Linked DNA regions of Homo sapiens: regions 1 and 3 are each linked to region 2. A link is a loop called in an ENCODE intact Hi-C map of the cell type or tissue named here. Cell type or tissue: PC-9. All regions are shown on one strand. Links, peaks and the distances in the headings refer to the core of each region. The heading gives the core; the rest is flanking DNA.

Region 1 (9,864 bases), core at 3,181-8,180, 66 kb before region 2:
TTTTTCTGTACATCTAAAACTGTTTTAGAATAAAAAGATAAAAAGTCACTTTTTTTTTGTTTTTTTGTTTTTTTGTTTCGAGACAGAGTCTCACTCTGTCACCCAGGCTGGAGTGCAGTGGTAAGATCTTGGCTCACTGAAACCTCCGCCTCCCGGGTTCACGTGATTTTCCTGCCTCAGCCTCCTGAGTGGCTGGGATTACAGGCGCACACCACCACGCCCTGCTAGTGTTTTTTTTTTTTTTTGTATTTTAGTAGAGACAGGGTTTTACCATATTGGTCAGGCTGGTCTCACACTCCTGACCTCAAATGATCCTCCCACCTCGGCCTCCCGAAGTGCTGGGTTGACAGGCGCGAGCCACCGTGCCCAGCCAAAAAGTCGCTTTAAAAAGCATTCGGCTGAATGAGGGAACGAGTGTTTCCACAATACGACACGATGTCAGGCTCAGCCTAAGGCCTTGGACTGAGCAGGTTTCAATGAGCTCTGGGCCCCTGGCCACGGTTGCATCTCCGGCCGTCAGTCCTAAGCCTCGCTCTGGGGACTGTCTAGAGTGGTAGGTGCTGGTCTGGGTGCACACACGTGTCCCTTGTGTTTGCTGCTGGGAGGACGCCGCTCTCACAAATTTTGAGAAATTGGCTGGGTTTAGGAGAGTGGAGGGGCTTTACTCTTTTACAAAACTGCTTGATCTTTGACGTTCTTCTCAATCATGCTCGCGGCTCCGTGTTGACTAGGATATAGAGCTAAATGCCGTCATTTCTTTTCTCCATGATCAAATCTCAAACCCATCTGTACTGGCCCCAGAGATATCAGATCCTAATCCCTGGGACCTGTGAATGCTACTTTACACAGAAAAAAAGGGTCTCTGCAGATGTGATTGAACTGAGGATCTTGAGATGGAAAGATTGTTCTGAACCATGGTGGGGCGGCGTCTGATGGCATCAGGAGGTCCCGATAAGAGGGAACAGAAAGAAGTTTAAGACACGGAGAAAAGGAGGAGGCTGCGTGGCCACGGACGCAGACTCTGGTGTGATGCAGCCATGACCAAAACGCCTGCAGCCCCAGGAAGACAGAAACACGGCGGAGAGGATCAAGTGAAAATGGGGAGCCCGGGCCAGCGTCTGGGGGTCTTGGTGCCTGACGGGGGCTTCCTGGTTCTAACAGCTGGGATGCGGTCCGGAGAGGCTCGAGCACGCTGCCACTATCCCAGGAGGCAATCAGCGATCTCACGCATGGTGGGCGGGACACAGGTGGGCCCTTCTGGGGCCTCAGCTGCTGATGCGGGTGGGAGAGGAAGGAGCCCGCATTTGAGGGAGGCAAAGTGTGCAGAGAGAAACACTTTGAGGTTCCTTTTCCTTGTGAGAAAAGCCCTGGGTGCCACCGCCCCTCACACGGCACCACCTGCCCCTCCCTGTGGCAGAGGCTGTCCCCATTCCATTTTGGGCTGGGGGAGGCTTGTGGTCCAAGGCTAAGGGGTAAGTACATGTGCCGCAGCCCTGGAATGCACAGTAGGTCATGCCCCCCGCTGAGGAATTGCCAGAGGCGGGGGACTTGTCTGATGTCACACCTGGCCTCACCCAGTTCTGCTGACGGATGGGCAGCCACAGGACCCGAAGTCCTGAAGCTTTGGGAAGTATGAGCCTGTCCTCTAGAAGGGCAGGTCCTGGCCTTTGTAAAGAGCTCATTTTGGTGGATTGAGAACCTGGAGAAGTGAAATTAATGAGCTGAAAGTGACACCTGCCTTTGACACAGAAAGTCCACCAGCCGCTCCTCCCCCAGCCCTACCACAGGGCAAGTTCTTGGCCCTGTGCAGGTCTGTCTCGGGTGGGGGCTGCCTCGGTTAACTCCCCTTCCCGTGGCTGTGGGGAGAGGCAGGGAGCAGCTGTAGAAACCAAGAATTCCGTCTGGATCTTCAGGGTGAAGGCTCTTTGCTGGCTGTTCCCTGCTGGTGGCACAGAGGGCTTCTGTGGATGAGGACTCGGAGGCCCCCTCTCTGAGCCCAAGGAAGGCCTCACACCCCAGTGAACCACAGAACAGGGGCCATGGCGCTGCACTGGCTGAAGCTCCGGCCTCCTCTCCCTCCCACCATCTGTGCAGGACGCCCGGCTCATCCCAAACCAACTTCCTGGAGCTTTCCGAGGCCGATCTACGAGTGACAACCAGGTGAGCTGCAGGCTGCACCGACGTTTCCACCTCACTCAGCCTTCTGGATTGTAGAGACTATGTCTCCACTCAGCATTAGTGAAGGAATTGCATTCTTGGGATTGGGGGAATCTGAGGGAAGAGGCCTTTTCCATCCCGGTGGTAGCAGAAGTGGAAATCTGTGCTGGAAATAAAACACCCTGAAATAACAGAAGAACTGGACATACTCCAGAGGGTTTTGAAGAAACCATCCCAGAGCGAGAAGGCAGCCTGGCTGCTCAAAGAGCCGAGGGGTGGGGCGTTTGAACTGCAGTTCAGTGACTGGAGAGGGGCCATTTGGGGCAGTGGCTTCCAAACCAAGTGGCTGGGCTTTGGTGGATGGGGAGCAGTCCATCATAAGCTACAGTTTGCAGGTCACGGATGGCTGCAAATTTCCTCCACGGCTGGAGGAAGATGGGCCCTTCCATGGGGCTGTCTAGGGCTCTGGGGCAGCTCTGGAAAAGACAGCCATGAACTTGGCCACGGGCAGGAGCCTGCAGAGTCCCAGCAGAGACCCCACCACCTGGGGGGCAGAGGCTCCCTATTGGGGTCCCCTCCTGGGGTCCTGGGTCCCCACAGACCAAGCACAGGCCGACAATTTCCCTGCCCTCACGCATCTCGGAAGGCTTGATGCTGGGCAGGGCCAGGGATGCTTCAGTGAGTTCTAAACATTCTCAGTGGATCAAAGATTCTCATAAACAGAGGCCTAAGTGCTTACATGGAAATTCCCAGTGGTTTATCTTGGGAATTAGTTAAGTGCAATAAAACAGGCTTCGGGCAGATCTGCGTCCTGTGGTGGCGTGACCCCCACACAGCCTCCTACGGATGAGCTCTGACCGGCTTGAGTGGGGCTGGGCTCCCTCTCAGTGGAGGAGCGTTTCATTAGCGACAGCTGGGGATCGTTCGCAGAAATGCAGGCGTGGCCCCCGGGAGAAGCAGACCTGTGAAAATCCGGACTTTGAAAATGGAAGTGAAAAAACAAGCTCTGTATGAGAACTAGGAGTCTCCAGGGATTCGTGTCTGAGTTCCTCTCTGTGAAGGAGCTTGCTGGCACTGGTCTGTCCAACCCCGGGGTTTACGGAGACTCAGGTTCCCGGACGATACTGCGTCTCCACGGCGTCCAGCGAAATGCCTCCCCCACCCCACCCAGTTGTTGGGCCTCTGGGGTAGAAAACGAACTAGGGGATTGGGATTCACTGGTGTACTCAACAGATGCATATGAGGCCCTTGTCGCAGGCTGGGCTCTGCCAGGCTGCTGTAGTACGCCGAGGTGAGTCCTCTGTGAATCGGGAACGCCCGCTCCCTGTGTCTGCCCAGAAGGCTGCACTTGTCCTGGGCCGCTCGCGGGAAGAGGTCACCCAGCAGGGAGATGTTCTGTGCCAACGTGTGCGGGGCCCCAAGGAGACAGAGGGAGGGGCAGGCGTGTGGGCCATGGTGGGGTTGGTTGGCTGAGGGCATGGGGTGCCCATGTGGGCAAATCCCTGGGACCTCCTGAGGAGGGTGGATTGGGACTTTGCTGAGAGGCTCAGAAGGGGTCAAGGGTGCAGTGGGCAGCTCAAGCCTCCCTTTTCCGGGGGGTCCAGAGTCGCCAGAGGACCCGTAGCCCCTTGCAGCAGCAGCAGGGGCAGATGGACAGACTTTGTGGGAAGGGCCCTGCAGACACCGCCTCTCCCATCCCAGAGGTGACTGTGAGGCAGAGGAGGAGAGGAGGCCTGCTGAGAACAAACCCTGGGTCCCCCACCTCCGAGACTGATGCGCCGGGCAGAGGCCGCCTTCCTGCCTCCTTGCTGGGGCATCTTCCCCTTCCTGCTGACCTGCGTGGCCATGAGACCCCAGGCTGGGCTGACCAGAGCCCTGGAACAAGCTCACAGAAAGCGCTTCTCCACTTCCCAGGGAGCCTCCTGCCCACACCAGCCTCCCTGTGGCAGGCCCAGTGTCCACACCACGTGTACTCATGGAGCTCGGCCCCTGGGAGACTTACTCCCCACCCCCCAGGACCTGCTCCTGGCACCAAGCTGGCCACAGGGGCCACGTCCTCTGCATGTGGCAGGCCTCAGGGACGGCCCTGCCCACAAGGTCACTCTGCTCCTGGGTCCTCAGGCCCCTTTGCTTCCAGGAGGAGCTTGTCCTTCCTCCTCCCACACCGAAACCCACAGAGAGGAGCGGACGCCCCGTGGCTCCTGCCCTGCCCTAGGCTGGCCACCCCTCATGCAGCTCAACTCCCACGTATTCCTGGGGCCGGGGCAGGCCAGCCCTGATGCCCACCTTCCTCTCTCCCATGGCCCCCTTTGAGGTGAGCCAGCCCTGTCTCCAAGCCTGGGGTGCTGTAGAGATGCCTCCTCCTGTCTGCTGGCTCCAGGACTGTCCCCTGCTCTGCCCCCACCCCAGCCTCCCCACCTGTGCATGTTCACAGAGCCATGGCACCTTCCAATACCTGCTGAGCTCAGCCCTGGCCCCTCATCCCAGCCCCATCTTCCTCCCACATCCTCCTCCCCCCTCATCCCAGCCCCATCTTCCTCCCACATCCCCCTCCCCAGCACCACCGCCTGACCCCTGCATGGCCAGAGGAGACACACCTTTGTCCGGCCTCCCAGCCCAGCCACACCTCAAGCTCAGCACAGGTCCCCGCTCCCCCGAGCCCCTCCCAGTCCAGTCCTGCTCGTCCCACACCTGCTGGGCTTTGGCGCAACCCTAGGCTGCCTGGCCACACGGCCCCCCGCCTCGCACCCTCGCGCCAGGCACAGGCGGTACTGCTCAGATGCTCACTGCGCTGCTTTCCAGTGGGTCTGGGGGCTCCTGAGGGTGACCGTGGCCTCTCCCCCATGTCCTTCCTGTCCTCATCCAGGGAGCGGGCACACAGGGCTGACTGCGGTTCTGTGCTCAGCAAGGGAGACGCCCATTTTCTTCGAGGATTTCCTCTGGCGCTGACCTACTAGATGCGTGGGTTCAAGGGACGGGGGCAGGGCAGAGGAGTTCAGGTTTCGGCAGCTGCCACTCCGCCCTCATCCTGTCAGGGACACCTCAGGCCAAGGCGCTGTCTGGATTTTAGCCAGCAATGGGGAGTCCCGCTCTGCCCTGGCCGCCGCCCACTGTCTCGTGTGAGTGAGTCACCGGCTGCTTCAGCTCCCTCCTCCTCCAGGGGTGACTTCACCCGGTCGGCTCTCACTGACCAAGAAAGGGATCCAAGAAATCAGGGGTGTGGAGGCAGGAGGCCAGGGGCCTTCCTGGGACCCCTCAGGAGGTTCCCCTAGCACCACTCGCAGGCAGAACAGCCCAGCCTCACCCCGAGGGCTGCGGGAGGTGCTGCTAGAAAATCACTTGGGGCTTCCTTTTGGCCTCCCAGTGAGTCATGAGGGCTGCGGCACAGAGGGGCAGGGGGACATCCAGGAGGGCTGGGTGCTCCTGCTGCTGTCCTGGGAGGGGGCACGGCAGTATCCGGCGGGGCCGGGTGCGTCCAGTAAAGGAGTGCGTGCAGCGTGTGGCATCTGAGCAAAGCCAGAGCCACACCGTGTGGCTGGGGACCGCAAACACCTCACTCAGCTCCCCTCAGCCTCAATGTTCCCGTCTGTGAAGTGGGGCACAGGAAACCCGCCCGTCCTGGGTCACAGGGTGCTGCAGGAGCAGACGGGAGTGGGTTGTGCCCTGCGAAACTCTGCACCTCGGGAGGCGGCGCGTCTCTCTCGCAGCCTCACTGGGGTGTGTGTGGCCCAACCAGGGGATCCCCGCTGGCTTCTCCACTCCCTTGGCTGCCTCCAGGCTCAGCAGAGGTGGTTTCTGTCCTTTGGTTTAGATGAAGGTGGTTGGCTCAGCGGAGACCATCTTTCTCTGGTAAATGGGGACAGAGGCCCAGAGGGGGTGGGATTGGCCCAAATTTGCACATGACGGGCCCTGAGTGCCCGGCCAGCTCCCCACCCCCAACAAGCTTGAGCTGCCACCCCTAAGTGCCAGGCTTCCTGGAGGGCCCCTGCCCAGGCAGCAGGCCTGAGTTCCGTGGGGATGGTGGCCTGTGCCCTCCGACAGACACGGGGTTGGCCACTACTGAGGGTCAGCAGCGTGTGAGGCTGGCTGGCCACTGTGAGGCTCAGGAGGGCAGGGGGCCCAGCCCTCCATGGAATGCAGGGCCACTGGGAGGCCGGGTTCACGCTGCAGGGACAGCACCACTGGAGCTATGGGGGGACTTGGGGCCACTGGGAGGCCAGGTCCACGCTGACCACAGGGATGGCACTGCTGGAGCTACAGGGAGGTTGCTGGGGCCGCTCCGGCTGAGCTTCCAGGTGTCAGGCCCCAGGCTCCAGGAGACAGTACGGCCTGTCGTGCACACGAAGGAACCAGGAGCAGGGAAGGTCACTCGTGTCCTCGGGGTCTCACGGTTGCTGGGGTATGTTCAAGTCAAAATAAAAATGTAGAGGCGAATTTCCAAGTTTAACGTTTTATTTGGGAAGAAAGGATTGCATCTTGGGGCATACGTGCCGACCAGGTAAATGGTGGAGGTTGGAGAAGCAGTAGAAGGTTGGTGGTTTTACAAGAAAGGAGAAGGTTACCTATTGCTCTTTGAGAAAGTTCACTGGCGCTGGGAAAGTTCTGAGGACCTGGGACGTGCTGGTCGGTGTGACAGCTGTGAGCAGAATTCCTTCTGGAGTTGGAGCAAGTGACCTCAGCAGCTGTGGATAAAACTGGTCCCAGGTGACAAAAGGCAGTTTCAGCAGCTGGACTTGCAGAGAGTTCCATCCTTGGAGCAGTGTCGTGCCCTGAGTACTTTTCCCCTGCCTTCCGAAGGCAGTTTTAGTTGGTGTGACAAGAATGACACACTTTGTATGATCAGTGTTTATAGGTGTGAGCTTGGTGGCGGGGGCATCCTCTGCAAACTCATCCCAGCCATAACCAGGGGGGCCCTGGAGCAGCAGCCCCCGCCAAGTCCTCGGGAACTGGATTCCAGGCGCTCCGGGTGCCCGGCAAGAGGACCTGGGTGTCCGTGGGTCACGACTCTGGAGCTCACTCTATCTGCCTTCTCCCTGCGGCTCACACTGGCTGGCGGCACCCTCCATCGGCGCCCTCACTCTCTGCGTGTGGTCTGTCCGTGTCACTCATCTGCCCCTGTCACTTTGGCTTATTTATACCTTGCTGCCGAGGGCTTGCTCCTGACCGTGGCTGCCATGGAGCCCCGCCTCCACCCGTCACCACATCGATTCTTTCCCTGTGGCCCCGTTTAAGTGCCCCAGGGAGGAATCTGGCCCAGTGCCTTCTTGCCCAGCCTCACTTCGGTGCCAGTCGCGAAAGCCCAGGGATTGTCTGCCCGGGAGCCCGACGCACACCCCTGGACACAGAAGTGCTGTCCGTTCAGACGTGGTGAGGAGGGGTCCGGGGGCCAGCTCTGCTCATCTCATGCCCAGGGCTGGTCCACCACGGACACAGAGCAGCACGTGGTCAGTGAGGCTGGAAATAAAGAGCCTACTTTTCCCGGCTGAGCTGAGTCCCTTTCGGTTCCAAATGGATTCTGTGTTCCTCCCTCTGGGGCAGGCTGGCCTGGCAGGAGGTCACCACACAGGGCCCCCAGGTGTGGAGTGGGTCCCTGGGGGATAAGGGCTGAGTGGAAATGGAGGGGAGGGTGCACCTGTTGGGGGATTGACTTACCCAAGTCCAGGAGGAGGCTGTACTGGGGGCAGGGGGTCAGCAGGGACACCGTGGCTGTTTGCAGGTCGGGCTGTTTGGGATAATGCAGCGATGAGTGTCCAGTAGGTTTCACTTCACTCACATAGATTCCTTGGGGTGGCACTGCCGGGTCCTGAGTAAGCCGACCTTTCACCTTTTAACAGCACCAGCTGGCTTTCCAAAGCGGCTGAGCCATTTCCCATGCCCCCCGGCAGCAAGGGAACCGATTTCTCCACATTCTTACCGGCTCCTGCCATCCTCTGGGTTTTGATCAGGGTTATTCCAGCAGGTGTGCAGTGGGCTTCGATGCGCTTTTCCCCTCTTCATGGAGGTTGAGCTCCTTTGGATGTGTTTATTTGCCATTGACATGTCGTCTTTGGTGAAATGTCTATTCAAGTCTTTTCCCTATATTTTAAATGTAAACTTTTTACTTTGGAAGAATTTTCTATTTCTAGGACAGTTGTGGCATGAGCCCTGCGTTCCCATGCCCCGTTGTCAGTCTCCCCCTCGCTGGTGTCTTAAGTCTCTGTGGTGCATTTGGCTACCCTGAGAAGATGACGTTGGTCTGTACATCAACAACATTGACTGACTACAGACAAATGTCAGACTTGGTTCTGATTTCAGTCGTTTTTTCACCAACATCTGTGTTCTGTCCCAGGACCCCGTGTGACACTCCATCCCCAGGGCCTCCTCTCAACTGAGACCGTTTCTCAGAATTTCCCTATTTTTGAGGACCTTGACAGTTTTGAAGAGGACCGGCTGAGTATTTTGTGGACTGTCCCTCAATTTGAGTTCTCCTGGCGTTTTTCTCCTGGGTAGAGTGAGATCCTGGGTTTTCAGGAAGAACATGCAGGGGTCAAGTGCTTGGTGCCTCATATCCCCGTGGGGGTTGGCACCGCCAGCAGGACGTGTGGCTGTCGACACTGACCTGGGCCGCTGGGCTGAGGTCACGCTTGTCACACTTCTCTACTCTGTTCTTTGGAAGCAAGTCACTAAGCCCGGGCCACCATAACATTTTTTTTGAGGTAAGCCTGGGAGGGTGCCCCAGACACTCGCTTGAAGTACATCGAATGTTTTCTGTGTGGAAAACGTGCAGCCCGGCCCCCATGAGCTGTGGGACACCAGGCAGGTCACCTCCCCTCTGTGAGCCTCCCCTGAAGAGGGAGGGGATCCTTGGACACATAGAGCCCTGGGCCTGGGCAGTGACATCACATTTAGGCCCTTGGAAGGGCATGGAAGGTCACGGGCTGCCGGGAGGAGAGATGGTATTTCAGTTGACCTAGGAGGGTCTGGGCCATGCAGGGCCTGGGTGAGGGCTGGGTATGCTGGGTCCCTCTGCTCAGCCCTCCCCTTTCTCACAGCCCAGTCTTTCCATGAGGAGCAGGTGAAGGTGGGGCAGGCACGGCAGGCGGGAGCTGGGCTCCACACCAGTGGAACTGGGTTTGAGTCTTTCCACTTTCCACGGCCGGCTGGGGCAAGCTGCATAATTTCTCTGCGCCTTAGCTTCTTTCCCTGCAAAATAGGGATAAAAACTGCACCCAGGCGGCTTGGCCTGTGACAGGTGGGTGCACCCAGGCGGCCGGGCCTATGACAGGTGGGTGCACCCGGACGGCCGGGCCTACAGCAGGTGGGTGCACCCTGGCGGCCGGGCCTGTGGCAGGTGGGTAGAACTGGTGTTTCCCACAGGAGATGAATATCACCCTGCAGCACATTCTTTTTCTTTTTCTTTTCTTTTTCCCAATCCTCATCTTTATTTTTATCTTTTCTCAACATCTTACTATGTGACTTTCCAAACACACGGACCTCTTAAGACCCCTGCACACACTATGGGCCCCGCCTCCACCTGGGCTGCCCAGCTTCCTCCCACCATGTCTGTGTGGCATCCTCCCACCCATCCTTACCGGGACGCTTGTTTAAATCACGTCTTCTGCACCTGCTGGTTGGTATCCTGCTCTCGGGAACTGCTGACCAATCCCCCCAGCACACATTTGCCGGTTTTTCTGTCACCAGGATGGCCCTGTGAGTTGTTACTCTATT
Region 2 (9,864 bases), core at 2,080-7,079:
TTCACCTGCTTCCCTGGACGAGGTGGGCTGCAGGCCACATCCTGTGAAGCGGGTAGGCAGCCCCATCCCAGGGCGTAAGCATGGTGTGGGTGCTGAAATGTTCTCATCTGCGGTTCCCAGGGCCAGCTAGGGGCCAGGCCTGTGCCATCCTCAACATATCACGTTGGGGTTGGGGGGGGGTCTGTGCTCACGGTGGGCTGCGTCACCGGCAGCAGGACAGGGCACGTGCTCCGTACCTCAGGGCTGAGTGCTTCCAGGGCCACCTCCTTGTTCCTCCCTCCTCTCCGCTCCTCCACCGCCCTCTCCCCTCCCACCTTCCGTGCACACTCACTGAGCACTGACAGGGCAGCCTGGGCTCCATGCTTAGACCCCGCACCACAGGTGTCATCCGGAAGGAGCTGGAGAGGCCGCAGTGTGGTCGGAGCTGACTAGGCCCGGCTGCTTGAGAAAACCGGCCGGATCCCGAGTTCAGCTGGGGCCCACACACCCACCGGAAACACACCCAGCAGAGCAGAAACCAGAAACGTGAGATTGTCTACCAGAAACACTTTCACGGCCGGGCTCCATCACGGCTGCACACCCACCTGCTGTCCCAGCCAATGGGGAATGCACGACCCATGCTGCTGCCCAGGCAGGAGAGCAGCAGCTCCCGGCACACACGGCGACTCCCACAGACACAGAAGGGCACACGCCATGGGAGCCACGGTCCTAAAGCTGGGATGAGGTCGAGGAATCCGCAGGTCCCAGGGAAGGAGGAGCTGCCGAGTCTGTGCTTCTCGCCCGGGGCTGCTGTGCAGGCAGACGCACGCTATGTCATGGGCCAGGCCGGACACTTCAGTCTTGGTGCTTTCTGCACGTGTACTGTATTCTGCCTTAAAGGTGTATTTAAAATGCCTGTAGAGGAACAAAATTCTCACTCTGCTGCTGACTGTGTGACCTTGGCTGAACCATATGACGGCTCCCAGCCTGCACTTCCTTACCTGTGTGATGGGAATGATAGCAGTGCCTTCTTCACAACCTCCAGGGAGGTTCCCCAGGAAAACGCCATGGCAGTTCTCAGCCGGGGCCTGGCCGCATGGCTACCGTCGAAGCTCTGCTGCTGGACCTGAAACGCCACGGCCCCAGTGCAAGACACCATCAGTGTGTGCTCTGTGGGGAAGCTGATCCGATGCACCTGGCCTGACATGGATCTTTGTGGGGTCCAGGGCCCGGGTTCTTCTCCAACGCACTGATCTCCTCCATCCCTGGCTCCCAAAATGCACCAGACAAGGAAAACCAGAAGAAATCAGATACAACCCTCAAGCGTTCCAGCCGGGGGGCTGGGATGTGCACACACAGCTGAGTGCAATGGGAGAGGGTGCGGTGTGAGCAACAGAGGCGCCCAGTCTAGGGAGGGCTGCTTCCCACACAGTGAGCACCACACAGGAACCAGAGAGGATTCCAGGTGTCCAGAGAAAACAGCTGGGGCAGGCGGGTGGGGGAGACGCAGTTTGGCCACAGCAGAGGAGGCCGAGGAGGAAGCGGAGGAGGCCGAGGAGGGAGCAGAGTCAAACCGAATCAGCAAGAAGGGTCAGGGCCCTAAATGTTCTCCACGGGGTCCCGACGTTCACCCGCAGCCGGAGTCCTTCAAAGAAAACCCAGAGACCACCTGCCTCCATATTTCCTGCAGTTTTTATAAAAGTGCAAGTTCCTGTATCCGACCCATGATGTGCTGACCGGGAGCTCTGGCAGTGGTATCCGGGGTCTGTGTGTCGACCCTCACTGTCAACAACAGGGAGCCACAGAAGGTTCATGAGCTGGGGAGTAACACGGCCGCTGCTGTCCGTGACTGGGCAGGTGGTGAAGGGGCTCCAGGGAGGGAGCCCAGCCAGTGTGTTTGCTGCTTCTTCATCTTCTGAGAACACGGAGAAGCCCCGTTGGAAGGAAAGGCCTGGGTTAGTATTGATCCAGATGTGGACACAGCTAGCCGATAAGGGAGGGTGTGTGAGACGTGATTTAATTCCTCCCACCAACCGCACATCGCTGCCTAGCGGAAGCCCCCTCCAGGGGTCTCACCTCATACCACAGCCAAGCAGGGGCTGGGGGCTGCCTCCCGCTGGCCCTCTGAGGGCCTGAGTCAGAAGGGTGAGGATGAAACACAGGTGGGAGCTCCCCAGATTCCCCAGAGGGGCTCCCTTCTCAGAGGCGAGGGCTAGCACCTCTGCCAGCCACTTCTGCCCCTGAAGGCCCCAAATCCTGGGAGCGCTTCGGTCCCCAAGAGACTGGGAAGTTGGTCACACTGACAGGGAATTGGTCCTCATTGAAAACATTAGTCTTTCAGCTGTTCCAGGGGAAAGGGGACGGGGGTCAAGGGAAAAGTTCTTAACAACATTTGTGCTGAAAACATGGGGTTGGGGGCAGCAACCCCAAGGTGAGAACAAGCTGAAACCTTTCCTGGGATGCAGACGCCTTCACAAGGCCTCACCCACCAGAGCAGAGATGGCCTCAGCCCTCAGGCCATCCGGTGAGGGACGGACAAGCACCACGGGCGCCCACAGGCGTGGCATCATCCAGGCACCCAAAGGAACGTAGTCTGATGCACTCTGGGCACAGGGTGCCTGGGTACAGGCAGAGTGGAAGCAGCCAGTCACAAAAGGCCACATCCAGCCTGATGCCATCCACATGAAATGCCAGGCATAGGCAAAGCCTCAGAGGCAGAGGGAGGTCAGCGTTGGACTTGGCCTTCTGACTTTCGGTTAGAGCGTTTCTCATTTAGGGACATGCAATGATGCTGTCATCACCCCTAGGCAATGGGCACTTATGCTGTGGCTGTTTCCTGTGAATGCACTTGCACACGGGACCTGTGGCATCCTGTGGGCGTCCTGTGAGTGTTGTGTGGGTGTCCTGCATGTGTGTGCACATGCGAAGGCCCTTCCTAGCATTTCTGCTGTGTGTACTGTCGGATACGGTCCTGGAAGTGGACTCCACGTTGCCGTGATGATGTGTGGGGCATTGGTGCCATAGCCACGCCTTCTGAAAAGTCATGCCCATTCAGGCTCCTACCCTGAGAGCGGAGTGGGTTTGCTTCTCCACACCGTCCTTAGCACGCATATTCCCAGTGGTTCTCATGCGTGAGCAACAGTCACAAAACAATGACGTGTTGTGGTTTTCCTGGCATGTCTTTGGTTCTCACTGGCCCAGACTGTGGCCTCCGCTTCATGGACAGAGGGACTAAGAAAGAAGCTTGTGTCTGGCTTGCCACGTGTAGAGGCAGAGGCATGGCCCACACCCCTGCCTCAGTCAGCACAGGAGGTGAGAGACTTCTGCCCCCAGGGAAAGGAGAAGTTTTCTCTCCTGGCCCTCCCATGATCTCTCCTGCTGAGGCTGCACACTGAGTGACAGGCCAGCCACTGCCGCATGCTACCTGTTTGCCACTCTGTGACCTTGGGCTTGCCCCTTCAGTCCTATGAGCCTCATCCACAAAAATGGAGACACATTCCCTGTGCAGCAAATGGTTTGTGCAGACTGAGAACATGTCTGCAAAAGCACCTGGCATGCAGCAAGTGCTCACTAAACACTGAGCAGCTGCATCATCATTGTCATAGTCATCACCATCGCCACCACCATCACCATCACCACCATCGTCACCATCACCATCGCCATCACTATTACCACCATCATCACCATCATCACCATCACAACCATCACGACCACCACCACCATCACCACTATCACCATTGTCACCATCGCCACCACCATCACCATCGTCACCATCACCATCACCATCACTATTACCATCATCACCATCATTACCATCACCACCGTCGTCACCATCACCACCACCATCACAACCGTCACCACCACCACCATCACCACCATCACCATCGTCACCATCACCATCACCTTCATAGTCATCATCATCACCATCACCACCATCACCATCATTATCATCATTGTTACCATGACCATCACCACCATCATCCTCCTCACCACCATCATCACCATCATCATCATCATATCACCATCACCATCACTACCATCGTCATCACCATCACCACCACCAACACCACCATCATAACCATCATAATCACCACCATCATCACTACCACCATCATCACCATCATCATCACTATTGTTATCACCACCACCATCATCCTCATCACTACCATCACTATCATCACCATCACCACCATCGTCATCACCATCACCACCACCACCACCACCACCATCACCACTATCATCACCACCATCATCATCATCACTATTGTTACCACCGCCATCATCATCACCACCATCATCATCTTCATCACCACCATCACTATTATCACCATCATCACCACCATCATCATCACCATCGTCACCATCACCATCACCACTATCATCACCACCATCATCATCATCACTATTGTTACCACCGCCATCATCATCACCACCATCATCATTCTCATCACCACCATCACTATCATCACCATCATCACCACCATCACCATTGTTGTCATCATTATTCATTTTTCCTTTTCTGGAGACACCCATGAGTCCTGGAAGCTCAGGATGCAGGCTTTAGGAGTAGCCCCCTCCTCATTCACAGGAATATGAAGGCCTGGCATGGCAGTGACTTGCCCAAGGCCACTGTGCCAAGAGCAGAGCTGGGTTTGACCCTCTGTCTCCGCATGGCCCTTGGCAGCCCCCGAGTCCCCTTTGGCAGATAGCTTTCCTCACAGCCCTGAGGACAGGCATGATGGGACAGGGAGTCTCTCTCCACCCCCTCCTTGGTGTTTAGTTGACATCAGTAAAGCCACCGAAGGAATCTTTCAGAAATAAACAAAGTTGCATTTTTTGACAGAGGATGGAAAATGACTCATAGGAAATCAGCATTCCAAGTGCACTACCCCATTAGGTATTAAGCGGGTCGGGTTTCGGCACAGCGTCCAAGAATGCTGTGGCTTATTGCAGGAGGATGACACCGTCTGTGTGGGGAGCTGGCGCGGGTGCCTGAGGCCTGGAAGCACCCGTGGGAACCCATGATGTGCCGTCACCGCGTGCCCTGCCCCCTCTGTGCCGGCTCTCCTGGCAGTGCTGAGCACCGCCACGCTTGGGCACAGCCTTGCCGCTGGCCCTGGCCTTGAGCAAGGTCCTTGCAGCATCACTGGATGCTGGGTTCTAATTTGGCTCTGAATCTGACTTGCAGGTTTGGGCCATTCCAGAAGAATAAACCTTTCTGTGTGCACCTCTGGCAGGCAGCCACCTGGCATAGGCCATGTGAGGCAGGGAGAGGGAAGGCACCATGAAAATCAACAAAGCAAGTCCTCCCCTAAGGGACTCCAGAACCCGTGGGTTGAGATGGGCAGGATGGGGGAGGGGGGGCTGCTGGGAACAGGGTGAGGGCCCCCAGCACCACTGCTCAGGCCGGCTCTCACAGCCTGCAAACCCTTCCCACAAGACTCCACACAAGCAGCCTCTGCAGCCAGCCTCCTCACCGTTTCACAGACGAGAAGACCAAGGCCCCGGGTTGCCCCTTGAGTCTGGGCACTGGAGACCCAGTCATGCTGCTTTCCAGCCCATGACCTTCCCACCCCCCTGTCAGAGCCACCGAGCTGTGTCCCCAGGAGCCACGTCCCTGCCCAGCCTCTGTGGCACCCAGAGGTGCACTCTGGCACCAGGACACACCCCGTGGGTCCTTGTGCTGCTGCTCATTGGTGATTTGGCGGTAAACCTTAGAGGGAGGAGGCCTGCTGGGATCATGTGCCCACTGCCCATGCTGTGGCCTCTGTGGGCAAAGCGAGTGTCCCCACATCCACCGTCCATCCGTGAGTCCCCTGCTTGATGCTTCCTGAGAGCCTCCACCCACCCAGAGGGAAACCAGGTGTGGTCTCCAAGCCGGTGGGTACGGCCAGGGGAGAGAAGGCTCCGGACTTGCTGAGTCACGGAAGAGGGGCCCATGGGTGGAGAAGGCTCGGACTTGCTGAGTCACGGAAGAGGGGCCCATGGGTGGAGAAGGCTCGGACTTGCTGAGTCACGGAAGAGGGGCCCATGGGTGGAGAAGGCTCGGACTTGCTGAGTCACGGAAGAGGGGCCCATGGGTGGAGAAGGCTCGGACTTGCTGAGTCACGGAAGAGGGGCCCATGGGTGGAGAAGGCTCGGACTTGCTGAGTCACGGAAGAGGGGCCCATGGGTGGAGAAGGCTCGGACTTGCTGAGTCATGGAAGAGGGGCCCACGGGTGACTGAGCGACAGTTACAACTTGGAGACATTTCCTTCCAGCAAAGATGCAAAGGTGGGGCATGAAGGCAGGAGCACGGAAGTCTTTGCATGTGTGGCCGGGGCTGCCTGCCCAGGGAAGGCATTTTCATTCTTCCCACGGATGCGGGCCCGCGAGGTGGGGCTGGTAGTAAAGATCCCGAGGAGAATAAAAACACACCAAGAACCGGAGCACTTCACACACTTGAGCAAGGGAGAGTGACGGCTGCGTGGCAGGGGGTGGGGGGGACGTGGGGGCAGTTGCAGTGTGTGTGTGTGTGTTTGTGTGTCTGTGTGTGTGTTTTTGTGCATCTGTGTGTGTCTGTGTGTGTCTACATGTGTATGTGTTTGTGTGTCTGCATGTGTGTCTGTGTGCATCTGTGTGTATCTGTGTGTGTCTGTGTCTATGTGTTTGTGTGTGTGTGTCTGTGTGTGCATGTGTGTCTCTGTGTGTCTGTGTCTGTGTGTGTCTGTGTGTGTGTGTCTATGTGCATGTGTATGTCTGTGTCTGTGTGTCTGTGTCTGTGTGTGTGCCCAAGGGAGGCAGGCGTGAAGCTAAGGAAGTCTTGCTCTGTGTTACAAATGTCACTCCCTTTCCTAAGAGACCAAAGAGTTAAGAAATTTTTCAGGTTTGTTGAGATGCTGGACTAAGCTGGACTAAGCCTCCTGTGAATGCCCCCTTTGAAAAAAATTCTGGGGATGGATGGTAAAAAACAACAACAACAATCTTACCTGAAACGCTCGGGACCAGAAGTGTTTTGGTTTTGATTTTTGTCACATTTGGGAATGTTTGCCTTACGCTGACCAGTTGAGCATCCCTGACCCAGCATCTGAAATCAGACATGCTCCAGGGAGCATTTCCCAAGAGCATCATGTCAGAGCTCAAACAATTTTGGGTTCTGGGGCATTTTGGGTTAGGGATACTCAACCTGTATGACCCAGGGTGTGCACACATCACAGAGCCGGGAGTGATTCATCTGTCCCAGAAGGTTCAAAAGGTCAAACTGTGACCAATTCATGTCCACCTGGAGCCGATGACTGTGGCCTTATTTCATATAAGGGTGTCGGCAGATATGATTGCACTAAAGATCTCAAGATGAGGTTGTCCTGGACCAGGGTGGGGCCTAAATCCTATGAAAGCGTCATAAGGAAAAGGGAGCCTGAGATGGGAAGATGCCGACGGGAGGACACACATGTGATGGATACAGATGAGGGAGCCGTGTGGGAAGATGCCGACGGGAGGACACATGTGACAGAGACGGACGTGGGAGCCGTGAAGGAAGATGCCGACGGAACGACACATGTGTGACAGAGATGGATGTGGGAGCCGTGAAGGAAGATGCCAACGGAAGGACACATGTGTGATGGAGATGGAGGGGGAGCCGTGTGGGAAGATGCCAACGGGAGGACACATGTGTGATGGAGACGGACAGGGGAGCCATGCAGCCACTGGGCACAGGAAGAGGCAGGGAGGACCCACCAGAGCCTTTGGAGGGAGCACAGCCCTGCGCATGCCTTGATCTGGGACTCGCAGTCTCCGGGGCTGTGAGAGGATGAACGTCTGTTGCCCTAAGCTGCTAGGTTTGCCAGGAAACCAGGCCAGGCTCTCCACCACCCCAAAACTCAGAGCTTAACTGTAGGGTCAGATGCAGGCCAGGCTCTCCACCACCCCAAAACTCAGAGCTTAACTCCCTGGTTAGTACATATCTGGATGCACGTCAGGAATGCAGGCAGGGCTGGATGCACTTCCGCTCCACATGGTGTGGATGAGGGCCACTCCGGGGTGCTCTGTGGGCAGCTGGGCTGGTCAAAAACTTCCAGGGCGGCCTTACTTCTGCAGCTGGTGCCATGGCGAGACAGCTGGAACGTCCCCACAGGGCCACTCTGGCACGGGGTCTCAGGGTGGCCAGGCCCCCTCCTCGGCCCCTCAGGGCTCCCAAAGTGAGTGTCTGGAGGGGCCTCTGATGACCCAGCCACAGGGCCTCACTTTGGCCACACTCCACTGTTCAGGCATTGCCAAGTCCAGGCAGATGCCTGGGAGGGGAATTAGCTCTGCCTCCTGATGGGAGGAGAAATGAGAGCCTCGATAAGCATCGAATCAATGAAAGAAAGAAACTCACATGGAGGCATTGACGCAGCAACACCATGCATGTTCATCCTTCACGTGAGACACTAACATGCCAATACCACGCACATTCGTCCTTCACGTGAGACACTGATGCGCCAATACCACACATGTTCATCCTTCATGTGAGACACTGATGTGCCAATACCACACACATTCATCCTTCACGTGAGGCACTAACATGCCAATACCATGCACGTTCATCCTTCTCGTGAGACACTAACATGCCAATGCCACGCATGTTCATCCTTCATGTGAGACACTGATGCACCAATACCACACATGTTCATCCTTCATGTGAGACAGTGATGCGCCAATACCACACACGTTCATCCTTCACATGAGACACTAACATGCCAACACCACACATGTTCATCCTTCACGTGAGACACTAACATGCCAACACCACGCATGTTCATCCTTCACGTGAGACACTAACATGCCAACACCACACACATTCATCCTTCACTTGAGACACTAACACGCCAATACCACGCACGTTCATCCTTCACGTGAGACACTGATGCGCCAATACCACACATGTTCATCCTTCATGTGAGACAGTGATGCGCCAATACCACACACATTCATCCTTCACGTGAGACACTAACATGCCAACACCACACATGTTCATCCTTCACGTGAGACACTAACATGCCAACATCACACATGTTCATCCTTCACGTGAGACACTAACATGCCAACATCACACACGTTCATCCTTCACGTGAGACACTAACATGCCAATACCACGCACGTTCATCCTTCACATGAGACACATGCCAATACCGCGCATGTTCATCCTTCACGTGAGACACTGATGTGCCAATACCACACATGTTCATCCTTCATGTGAGACACTGACATGCCAACACCACACATGTTCATCCTTCACGTGAGACACTAACGTGCCAACAGCACATATGTCCATCCTTCACGTGAGACACCGACATGCCAATACCACACACATGCATCCTTCACATGAGACACTGACACGCCAATACCACGCAGACTCATCCTTCACATGTGCGATTCGGTGGCTTTTCATGCATTCACAAAGTTATGCGACCATCACCACTATCTCATTCCAGAACAGGTCATCATCCCCAAAACAAACCCCATACCCATGGAAGTTCACCACCTGCCGTTCCCCCAGCCCCTGGCCACCCCGAGTCTACCATCTCTGCTCTTCTGGGCATTTCCTGTGAGCAGAATCATGCTGTGTTTGCCCCTTTGTGTCTGGCTTCTTCCACTCGGCCCCGTGTTTTCAAGGTTCCTCCACGTTGCTTCATGTGCTAGTGTTTCACTCCTCTTCGTGGCTGAAAAGTATATTCTGTCATGGTTTAACCGTTCACCAAATGATCAGCATCTGGGCCATTTCCACGCTGGGGCTATGGTGAGTAGTGCCGCTATGAACGTTCACACCTGGTATGGTTTGGCTGTGTCCCCAACCAAATCTCATCTTAAATGGTGGCTCCCACCATTCCCGCATGTGGCAGGAAGGACCCAGCAGGAGGTAACTGA
Region 3 (9,864 bases), core at 2,812-7,811, 95 kb before region 2:
ACAACCCCGGGCCACTCCCATCTCAAGAGCCTTCACTTACTCACCTGCTCAGTCACGTCTGCATGTAAATATCACCAGGGAACATATTCCCAGGATCTGGGATTAGGATGTGGGCATCTTTGGGGGCCATTATTGAGCCAATAACAGTAAAGTCTGAAGGTGCCCGTGATGGGCTTTTTGGGGTGCAGCCAAGCCGCAGGAGGCAGGGAATGAACACCCGGCCCCAATCTCCCTGCTGCCACACTCTGCATGGACCCAGGCATGGTGGACCCTCCGGGCAGGCTCCTGGACCTGGAGCCTGGAGGGAAGGCAGGGCGGGCGCGAGGAGGGTATCTGGCCCTCAGACCTCGACCACGCAAAGGCTGGGCACTGCCAACGTTGACGGCAAGGTCCCTGCTGAGGCTGCAACAGTTCCCAGGTTCAAGAAAACTAGAGCACGAAATCACGCTGAGTCCTGCCACTTCTTTCCCAGCCTCAACCTGAGGGCAGGATGAAAGGATTGCCCTGCACAGCCATCGGGCTGTTTCAGTGATTACCTGGATGTTTAGAACACAGATTTTAAAAACCTCCCCCACCCAATACGGCTGGTCAATGAGAGAGACACCACTTTGGGAGGTGGCGTCAACAGCTCCCCCTCCCACCACCACCCCGCCTCCCAATTCCCTGGGACAGCTGGACCAGGCCTGGGACTTTCGGGGGTGTCCAGGCACTGGCCACTGCAATCTCTGGAAAGAGTAGAGAAACCCCAGCATCTTTCCTCCATCCTGATTAGGCCTGCCCTTTGCGGAAATCATTCTTGTCCCAGTTAACGCTGTCCTTGTTTTGAGAAGAGGTGCCCTGGGTGCAGTGATGCGTGGGTAGCAGGCTGTCCGGGAGCTCTCTGCCTGAGAGAGGGTCAGCCTGCGGCAAGAGGGTAGCTGCAGAGTGATCAGGCCACGGCGGCTTCTGCTGGCCCTGAGAACGCCCTGCCTGGGGCTGGGTCGGGTCTGTTTGGCAGCATTGCCCAGATTGCAACTCATGTGTCCTTGAACAAAGTCAATGTGTTTTTCCTCTCCAGAGCCCAGCAACTATTTGACATTCGGAGCTGCTCCTCAGGGTTCTGGGCACGTCGCATATTGCGCCCCAGCCTTCTCAGCAGCCAGGAGCTGGGAGGTGGAGGGGCCTGTGGTCTGGCCGCCGCCTAGCAGGCCTGCATGGCCACCTCCAGCCGGGTGCAGGCTGGCTGGGGTGGGGCTGCCCTTGACCTTGGGCTCTTCCTCCTCCGCCAGATCCTCAGGCGCTGGCTCAGCCTCCCACGGCCCGGGGGAGCCTCTGTCTGCTCCTTCCAGCCGTTCAAGGACGAGGCTTCCGAAAGACTCACTGTTCCTGTGTGGGGAACTGAGGCCGTGTGAAGGCTGGATGAACCGCTGCTGTGGCCTGGTGAGAAAGAGGCTGTGGGCACCGCGGCAAGCATCTCCCCTCCCACAGTGCCAGAGAGCCGTCCCCGCCAGGTTCTTTGTGTGTGTAGCCTCGTTTCTGCTTCTGTTTTCATTGTGGGGCTTGGGAGGAAATCGCCAACCTTCAGCACTGGGGCAGCCCCACCATGGCCAGTGGTTTGTCAATTCCTTTTGTCCCTGCCTGTGTCCAAAGTCTGGGGGCCACCTGGGAACCTGAACATCATTGCCGTCTTCCTGGCCTGGGCCGTGGGCTCACTTTGTTATTCCTCTTGGAAATTTGGCCAGGCCACCTTGGATGGGCCCCAGGCAGCAGGGGGCTACTGGATGCCGTGTTCTGGAGGTTTCTGCGGGAGGGAAGGCGCCCAAATGTATAGCAGCTGGCCTTGACTGGGTTCTGTTTTGGTGAGGGAGTTTGATTAGGCTTAGGGCCGCCTGGGCATGAAACAGGATCCCAAAACCTCAGCCCCATGACTCTCCCACTCTCCCACCAGGGGAAGGCAGATGTTTTGGGGCCGTGATGGGCTGGCCTGGCTGTGCCGAGGTGCCTGGAGGCAGATCTGTTTCAGGACCCCGATGGGGACGTAGAGGATGCGGGAAGCCCATGAGTGCCTCCTGTGCGCGAGCGCTTTGGTGAGCGCAGTGCAGCCGCCTTCTTGGTTGCTGGTGGACGTTCAGCCCTAATACCCTGCTCTCTCGCCCGCAGCCCCGTCTGAAGCCCCTGAAATTTGAACCTTGGTTTAGGGATTTGGCCTGTTTGTCAGTGGGTTTTCCACATGTGGTTTCCACAGGAACTTTTGCTGTTTAAGTGCTTTTTTAAACGATGAAATTATCTTTTTCCTATTGGGATGAGCTCACTGGCTTTTGTGTGGGCTGCAGGCGCTGGGTGATTGGAAGGGCCATGGACTTCTGAACCCAGAGGAGAAGCCCTGTGTACAAAAGCCGCTGGGTCTCAGCAGTCCCCGAGGAGGTGGTTGTGAACGTAGCACCAACTTCTTTGATCTTCTGAGATCACTGCGTTTTTCTAGTAAGGCCCCCATGGAAAGCTTAGCATGCAGGCACGTGGGTCGTGGCCTCCCTCTTGAGTGAGCTGAAGGATTTAAGAACTGTCAGCTTCCTATATTATAGATGGGATGGGATTTAACATCTGCAGCAGCCAGACTTTGTAAGGGCCAAGAAACTTGTGTGACCTTGTGTGATCTTGAGGGGCAGGGAGAAGACCTTTAGCTCAGAACGGTACAAAGAATTAACGCTGAGGACGAAGCCAGGGAGGGGAACCAGAGCCGGAGCTGGGCTAAGCCAGTTTCCACCTCCCATCTCGCAGCGCAGACCGGGGCTGGCTCCAGCCTCGCAGCGCGGACCAGGGCTGACCGTGGCACAGCCTGTGGATCATCCACCAGGGGTGCCTGAGGGGACCGGTTTGGACGCAGCCCGTGGGGAGCTGGGCGCGCTCTTCTGGAGCTGGACGGCCTCCAGGGTCCCCTCAGAGTGTCTCCGATGGGGAGGCTGGACACAGCGTCCCTGAACCAAGGGGGCAGTGCTCTCGTCACAGAGCAGAGGGCCGCACCGCCCGTGTTTGTCTTTCCCATTGCAGCTTCTCAGGCCCTAGGCCAGGCCTCGTTCCCATCAGATAAAGCCTGGGGCGGCCGGACGCAGTGCAAGCAATCGTGCCTGACTCACAGGAAGGGAGGAAAACAGGAATTCACGCAGAAGCTGTAATGTTCCCCCTTGGCCCTGGGAAGGGTGTGAAGGGATGTGCGGGGGGGCAGGCGGCCGAGCGGGGTGGGGGCGGCTCTGCCCTTCCTCGCCCCCTTCCAGGTGCCTAGACTTGGGAAGGAGAGGGATGCCGCCAAGCTCGGGTCCTGCAGGGCCCCGGCCTTCTGGTGTGGGATCTGGCTTGGGAAGGCCCGGCGCTGGGGCTGCTGCTGAAATTCTTGAGACTGGTTGACAAGGGATCCCGTGGTTTCATTTCGCACCGGGCCTCTCCAGGGATGGAGAGGGTCCTGACTGGCAGTGTCGAAGCCACGGGGTCTCTCCTTGGTCCCTGGCTCCCCTCACAGCCCTCCCTGCCCATGGAGCTCCGGGCTTCCGCACACATTTCTCTCCTTTTTAACGGCTCATTTCTTTGGGTTCAGCAGTACCTGGGTCCCCAGTGCCCTCCTTCTGAGGCTCTCTCCTTTGAGTGGCCACCCTCCCCCAACACACCTGGAGCGCGGAACTGGGAGTGCCGTGGACACCAGCCCTCCCTGGCCCAGAGCCTCTGCCTCTCCTGGGCCTCCCAAGAGTAAAACCTCTCCACGCCAGACCAGGCTGCAAACCTGGATTTGAAACCAGCGCTGTCGCACTCCTTGAACTGTATCAGGGGTTTTCAGTAGCGGGACGGGAACCAGAACCCAAAAGAGGCTCCTTCCTTGTCTTGAATTCCTCCCACCTGAGTTAGCATCTTGGAGGTCAACGTTTCAAGGAATTCAGTATCTGAGAAGAGAAAGACACCAAACCGTGGTTCCCCATGAGGACTTGTTGCTGAAAAAAACATCTAACTCCATACAATATTTGAAGAGAGTTATTCTGAGCCAGATGTGAGGAGCGTGACCCGTGACACAGCTCCAGGGGGTCCTGAGGACATGTGCCGCAGGGGGTTGGGCCACAGTGTGAGCTCATACACTATGGGGACAGGAGGTTCAGGCAGAGTCAGTCAATACTTGACAGATGTGCGTTGGCTCTGCCCAGAAAGGCGGGATGACTTCAAGGTGAGGAGGGGCTTCCTGGTCACAGGTGGGTTCAAAGACTTTCTGATTAGCAATTGGTTGAGAGAGTTAAGTTATTATCTGATCACCTGGACTCAACAGAAAGGAGTGTCTGGATTAAGATAAGGGGTTGTGGAGACCAAAGTTCGTATTCTGTAGAAGAAATCTCATAGGGGGCTGCCCTTCAAGGCAATAGATGGCAAATGTCTCCTATTGAGACCTTTGAAATGTGCTAGATGCTAAGCCCATCTCTCCAGCATCAGAAAAAGCCCTGGAAAGGGAAGAGGATTCTCTACAGAATGTGGATTTTCCCCACAAGAGACAGCTTTGCGGGGCCGTTTAAAATTATGTCAAACACTCTATTCCTTCCAGGACCTGCTCCCTGTCATGTGATGTTATACTAGACTCGGGTTGGAATTTGGTGTCTTATTGCTACAAACAGCCTGTGCTGTCAGTCTTAAAGTCTCAGTTTTAATGTGAGTGCTGGTCAGCTGGGCCTGAATTCCATAGGGAGGCGGGTATAAAGAGACGTGTCCGACCCCCACTTCCCATCACAGCCTGAACTTGTTTTTCAGGTTTACTTTGGAATCCTCTTGGCTGAGAAGAGGGTTCCATTCAGTTGGTTGGGGAGCTTAGAGTTTTATTTTTGGGCTGGGCGCGGTATCTCACGCCTGTAATCCCAGCACTTTGGGAGGCCGAGGCAGGTGGATCACCTGAGGTCAGGAGTTCAAGACCAGCCTGGCCAACATGGCAAAACCCCATCTCTACTAAAAATACAAAAATTAGCCGGGCGTGGTGGGGGGTGCCTGTAAGCTCAGCTACTCTGGAGGCTGAGGCAAGAGAATCGCTTGAACCTGGGAGGCGGAGGTTGCTGTGAGCCGAGCTAGTGCCACTGCAGACACAGCGAGACTCTGTCTCAAAAAAAAAAAAAATTATATTTGGTTCACAGACTTAAAAGAATCAGTGCTCTGCCAAGCAAACCAGCATCCCTCTAATTTTTTCTTAATTAATAAACTATTTTTAAGAGCAGCTTTAGGTTTCAGAAAATAGAGCAGATAACAATTACCATATCCCTTCTCTCCATCCTCCCTTGCCCTCCAGTTCCACTACTGAGAACATTCTGTGGGTGCTGACAGATGAATCATGGCACACGATCCCCATTACAGTATCACAGAGCAGCTTCCTGGGCCCCTAAATCCTCCATGCTCCTGCCACGGACCCTCCCTGCCCTCCTTGCTCCTGCCACTCACCCTCCCTGCCCTCTGTGCTCCTGCCAGTCACCCTCCCTGCCCTCTGTGCTCCTGCCACGCACCCTCCCTGCCCTCCGTGCTCCCGCCACTCACCCTCCCTGCCCTCCGTGCTCCCGCCACTCACCCTCCCTGCCCTCCGTGCTCCTGCCACTCACCCTCCCTGCCCTCTGTGCTCCTGCCAGTCACCCTCCCTGCCCTCTGTGCTCCTGCCAGTCACCCTCCCTGCCCTCCGTGCTCCTGCCACTCACCCTCCCTGCCCTCCGTGCTCCTGCCACTCACCCTCCCTGCCCTCCGTGCTCCTGCCACGCACCCTCCCTGCCCTCCTTGCTCCTGCCACGCACCCTCCCTGCCCTCCGTGCTCCTGCCACTCACCCTCCCTGCCCTCCGTGCTCCTGCCACTCACCCTCCCTGCCCTCTGTGCTCCTGCCAGTCACCCTCCCTGCCCTCCTTGCTCCTGCCACTCACCCTCCCTGCCCTCCGTGCTCCTGCCACTCACCCTCCCTGCCCTCTGTGCTCCTGCCAGTCACCCTCCCTGCCCTCCGTGCTCCTGCCACGCACCCTCCCTGCCCTCCTTGCTCCTGCCACTCACCCTCCCTGCCCTCCTTGCTCCCGCCACTCACCCTCCCTGCACTCTGTGCTCCTGCCAGTCACCCTCTGCCCAGCCCCGGCAGCTGCTGATCTTTCTTGTTTTCATGGTTTTGCCTTTTCCTGAATGTCATGGAGTTGGAATCACACAGTATCCAGCCTTCTCCAATGGGCTTCTTCACCTAGCAGCACCTAAGACTCCTCCCTGCCTTTTCACAGCCTGGCAGTTCCTTTCTTTATAGCACTGAAAAATATTCCATTGTCTGGAGGGACCCCAGCCCATCCATTCACCTATGAAGGTATCTTGGTTTCTCCTAAGTTTCTGGAGATGATGAAATCCACCCTCTAATTTTCACCTGTTTCTCTGTGCTCCGCCCCTCCCAACTGGGAGCTCTGACGGGGAGGGGGATGCCCACGCTGCCATGTGGCCGGCAGCACCCACTCACCCTGTGTCTGCTGAACTGCATGGTAGGGAACAGAAGGGAGGCTGGAAGTTCCCCGTGGGAAGGGAGAGAGGAATGAGCCCTTCTGTCCCTCTGTCGGGTGGAGAGCCGCACAAGTGACACACAGGGGTCCCTCCCTGATGCTGCTGGGAAGGAGGCAGGAGGAAGGGATGTCCCAAAGTGGGACGCAGAGACCCTAGATAGATAGACCCTAGGTAGACCCTAAATAGACCCTAGATAGACCCTAAATAGATAGACCCTGGATAGATAGACCCCAGATAGACTCTAGGTAGACCCGAGGTAGACTGCCTGGGTCTTTCCAAGCCAACTTGAGGGCTTCCCTTAGGAGGCCACTGTCCAGGTCCTCTCTGGGTTGGAGACTGGGGTTTGCCAATCACCACTTAATTTAAACACTTTAAAATGTATATATCTGAGAACATTCAGGACCAGAAGGCAGTGAAGTTGATAGCTTCCTATCAACCCTCTTAAAACCATGGAGATCCCAGCCTTCTCTGCAGGGAAGGGGGCAGAGCCCGGAACCTGACCCTGGGGCAGCCATGCCCTGTGATAATCCACCAGAGCCCAGCAGCCCACTGTCCTTGTTGAGAAGAGCAGGCGCCTCTGCTTTGTAGTGGAATCACTGCATACAGAACATGCTTCTGAAAGTTCCTGCCCCTCAGCCTTGTGGAGATCCGGCCTCCCTCCCTCCCATGGCCTTGGCTGTCTGCCCAGCTTCAGGAGATACAGTCCAGCCTCCTTGGTGACTGTGTGAGGCTGGGTGAGTCACTGCCCCCTTTCTGACCTTGTCTGATTCATGGTAAAACGGGCTATGAGTAACTGGTTTAATCTTGCACATGAACTGGGATTGACTGGTAATGGCTGTCTGGAGTCTGGGTCTAGCTCTGTGTAGATTAGACATGTCTGCCATGGTGCGGGTGAGGGAGGTGGGGTTGTGCCGAAGTCTCTGCCATCGGCTATTCTCTGGGGTTTTTCTACTGGTCCTACTCGTTTTTGTTCATTTTATAATCCAGAGTTGTGAGTTGGGTAGATCAGCTGGGAAAAAATTGAAAAGTAGTTGTTTTAATTATTTCCCCTTTATGTGGTTAAAAAGAAGATGAAGAAGATTCTTTAAGTTCTAGCATTGACTGTTGAAAGCCACTTATATAAAAGGTGCCAAGAACTACAGGATTCTTTCATCTACTGCTTTGCTTCAGGTGAGACTTGGAATATGATGGGATCAGGAATGGGTCTGAGTGCGAATTTTCATGATGGTCTCTCTTTTTTTTTTTTTTTGAGACGGAGTCTCGCTCTGTCACCAGGCTGGGGTGCAGTGGCGCGATCTCGGCTCACTGCAAGCTCCGCCTCCCAGGTTCACGCCATTCTCCTGCCTCAGCCTCCCGAGTAGCTGGGACTACAGGCACCTGCCACCACGCCCGGCTTATTTTTTTTTTTTGTATATATATATATATATATATATATATATATATATATATATATATATATTTTTTTTTTTTTTTTTTTTTTTTTTAGTAGAGACAGGGTTTCACTGTGTTAGCCAGGATGGTCTCCATCTCCTGACCTCGTGATCTGCCTGCCTTGGCCTCCCAAAGTGCTAGGATTACAGGTGTGAGCCACCATGCCTGGCTAACAATCACTGTGGTCTCTTAATGACAGTGTTATCTTGCATGCCCAGAAATTTACATTATTTCCAGCTTGAAATTGCCCAGCTAGGTAGGTATTACAATCTGATGGTGGAAAAGCTCAGGCAGACCTGCCCAGGCCCCATTGGCGGTGGAGGGGCTGCTGCTCTGGCCTGTGCTCGGGGCCATCGATCCTCCTGCCCAGAGAAGAGCCAAACACCCATGCCCATTGGTGACTGACCCTGAGCCGGCGATGCTGGCTGCCTATGATGATTTAAGGGGGTGATTCTCAAAGCCTGCTCTGTCCTGCCAGCCCCAATCAGCAGTGGGAGGTGCTCCCGGTCATTTCTGGAGGTCAGGACGTGTCTTCTCACACGGGTTTCTTTCACTTAGCCACAGTGTGGCCTGACCTTCAGAAATGAGTCACTTAAGGAGGAGTGGGAGGAAGTCCAGTCATTCCTCTAATAATCGTGTGATGGGGGAAGAGAGAGAGATTTGGAGGGAGGGAATGAGAGAGGCAGAGAAAGAGCATGGTGGGAGAGAGGCCACAGCTAGCAGCTGACAGTTGCCCAGGGCTGCGTGGGGAGGCTGGCCTTTCTGTATGGGATCGGTCACGGGCATGCTGACCGCCTGGCCTCAACACTGTGCCCACCAGGTGCAAGAATTGAAAAGGGAATGCACTAATATGCAGAACGTGGGGTCCACAGAGACGCAGATGCATCAACCAGAGAGCGAGAGAAGCGTCTCTGGAGCTGGGATAGGCCACTGTGTAAGATGCAAGGCTGGAGAGTGGGTATCTGCCAACCCCAGAGCCCTCAAAATAGGGGAAATTAACCGCTCCAGGTGGAAGGCAACTTAGGGATATTTTGGAGACAGGCACATCACCACTGTCACCTGCAGCCACGGGCAACCGCGAGTTGGTTTGAAGGATGGTTGAAAAGAAAAGCCCCTTGTGATGGAAAAGTCCTTCCCGGCCCACTTCCCCTCCCCAGCTGACGCCAGGGACCCTCAGTGTGCCCCAGCCTGCACCGCCAGCCCTCTCTCAGTGGGGGTAAGAGACACACAAGCCACCTGCCACCGAGGCCCACCCCAGGGGCTGGGCGGAAACCCCATCTTCCTGCAGGCCCTGGCTGCCAGGAGGGCCGCCCACACCATGTCAGACGCTGCCTGGCAGGGCTCTGCCATTGTCCCTGCTTGGTCACGGAGCAGCATGGGTTAAAAGTGCTATTGTTAGGCCGGGCGCAGTGGCTCACGCCTGTAATCCCAGGACTTGGGAGGCTGAGGCAGGCAGATCACTTGAGGTCAGGAGTTTGAGATCAGCCTGAGCAACATGACAAAACCCTGTCTCTACTAAAATTAGCTAAGTGTCATGGCACGCACCTGTAATCCCAGCTACTTAGGAGGTTGAGGCAGGAGAATTGCTTGAACTCGGGAGGTGGAGGTTGCAGTGAGCCAAGATCGCGCCACTGCACTCTAGCCTGGGCGGCAGGGTGAGACTCCCTCTAAAAAAAAAAAAAAAGCCCTATTGTCACATGAAAAGTTTATTTGTTGGGGACCTGTAAGGCTCAAGAGAATAAACCCAGACTTGGTGGCAGCTCTGTTGGTGGCTGAGCTCTGGGGACAGTGCTCTCACTGGGGTGGGCTCAGGTGTCACCAGGGCCCAGGCGACAACTGGGGAGCCAGCACTGAACCAGACACAGTGGTTGTCCCTCCCTTGCACTCATGACAGGCTCAGGGTCCTGGCAGGCGCTTGCAGAGCCCACTGG

Evidence for each region. Peaks named below come from ENCODE experiments on the same cell type or tissue, not always from the same donor. Only the 100,000 strongest peaks of a DNase experiment are listed, where the experiment ranks them.
Region 1: a loop joins it to region 2, with 15 times the contacts of the local background. A loop is called at or near these places in 3 of 110 quality-filtered maps.
Region 3: it touches region 2 in a loop (16-fold over the local background); 6 of 110 quality-filtered maps call a loop at or near these places.

What each region holds. Positions count from the first base shown.
Region 1 is chr16:88,259,917-88,269,780 of GRCh38, forward strand. It overlaps LOC124900374, which reads right to left and starts at 4,624. Exons shown (of 2, transcript XM_047435026.1): 1 at 2,897-4,624; 2 at 231-2,318. The coding sequence starts at 4,134. The coding sequence ends at 3,175. It overlaps LOC107984862 (a long non-coding RNA gene), which reads right to left and starts at 5,218. Exons shown (of 3, transcript NR_171663.1): 1 at 4,849-5,218; 2 at 2,897-3,119; 3 at 638-2,323. It also overlaps a transcript of ZNF469 not described here. RefSeq lists enhancers at 707-1,572, 4,669-5,868, 4,866-5,670, 5,262-5,411, 5,671-6,473. In PC-9, for the core only: no CTCF peak of the experiment used is centred there; a DNase peak (open chromatin) is centred at 5,215; H3K4me3 peaks cover 405 bases; H3K27ac peaks cover 436 bases.
Region 2 is chr16:88,327,383-88,337,246 of GRCh38, forward strand. It overlaps a transcript of ZNF469 not described here. Among named protein-coding and RNA genes, the nearest start is that of ZNF469, 51 kb to the right of the region's middle. RefSeq lists enhancers at 5,237-6,436, 5,681-5,975. In PC-9, for the core only: no CTCF peak of the experiment used is centred there; DNase peaks (open chromatin) are centred at 4,849, 5,831 and 6,242; H3K4me3 peaks cover 1,739 bases; H3K27ac peaks cover 2,800 bases.
Region 3 is chr16:88,231,756-88,241,619 of GRCh38, forward strand. It overlaps a transcript of ZNF469 not described here. Among named protein-coding and RNA genes, the nearest start is that of LINC02182, 42 kb to the left of the region's middle. RefSeq lists an enhancer at 8,388-8,682. In PC-9, for the core only: no CTCF peak of the experiment used is centred there; DNase peaks (open chromatin) are centred at 4,707 and 7,146; H3K4me3 peaks cover 3,291 bases; H3K27ac peaks cover 4,877 bases.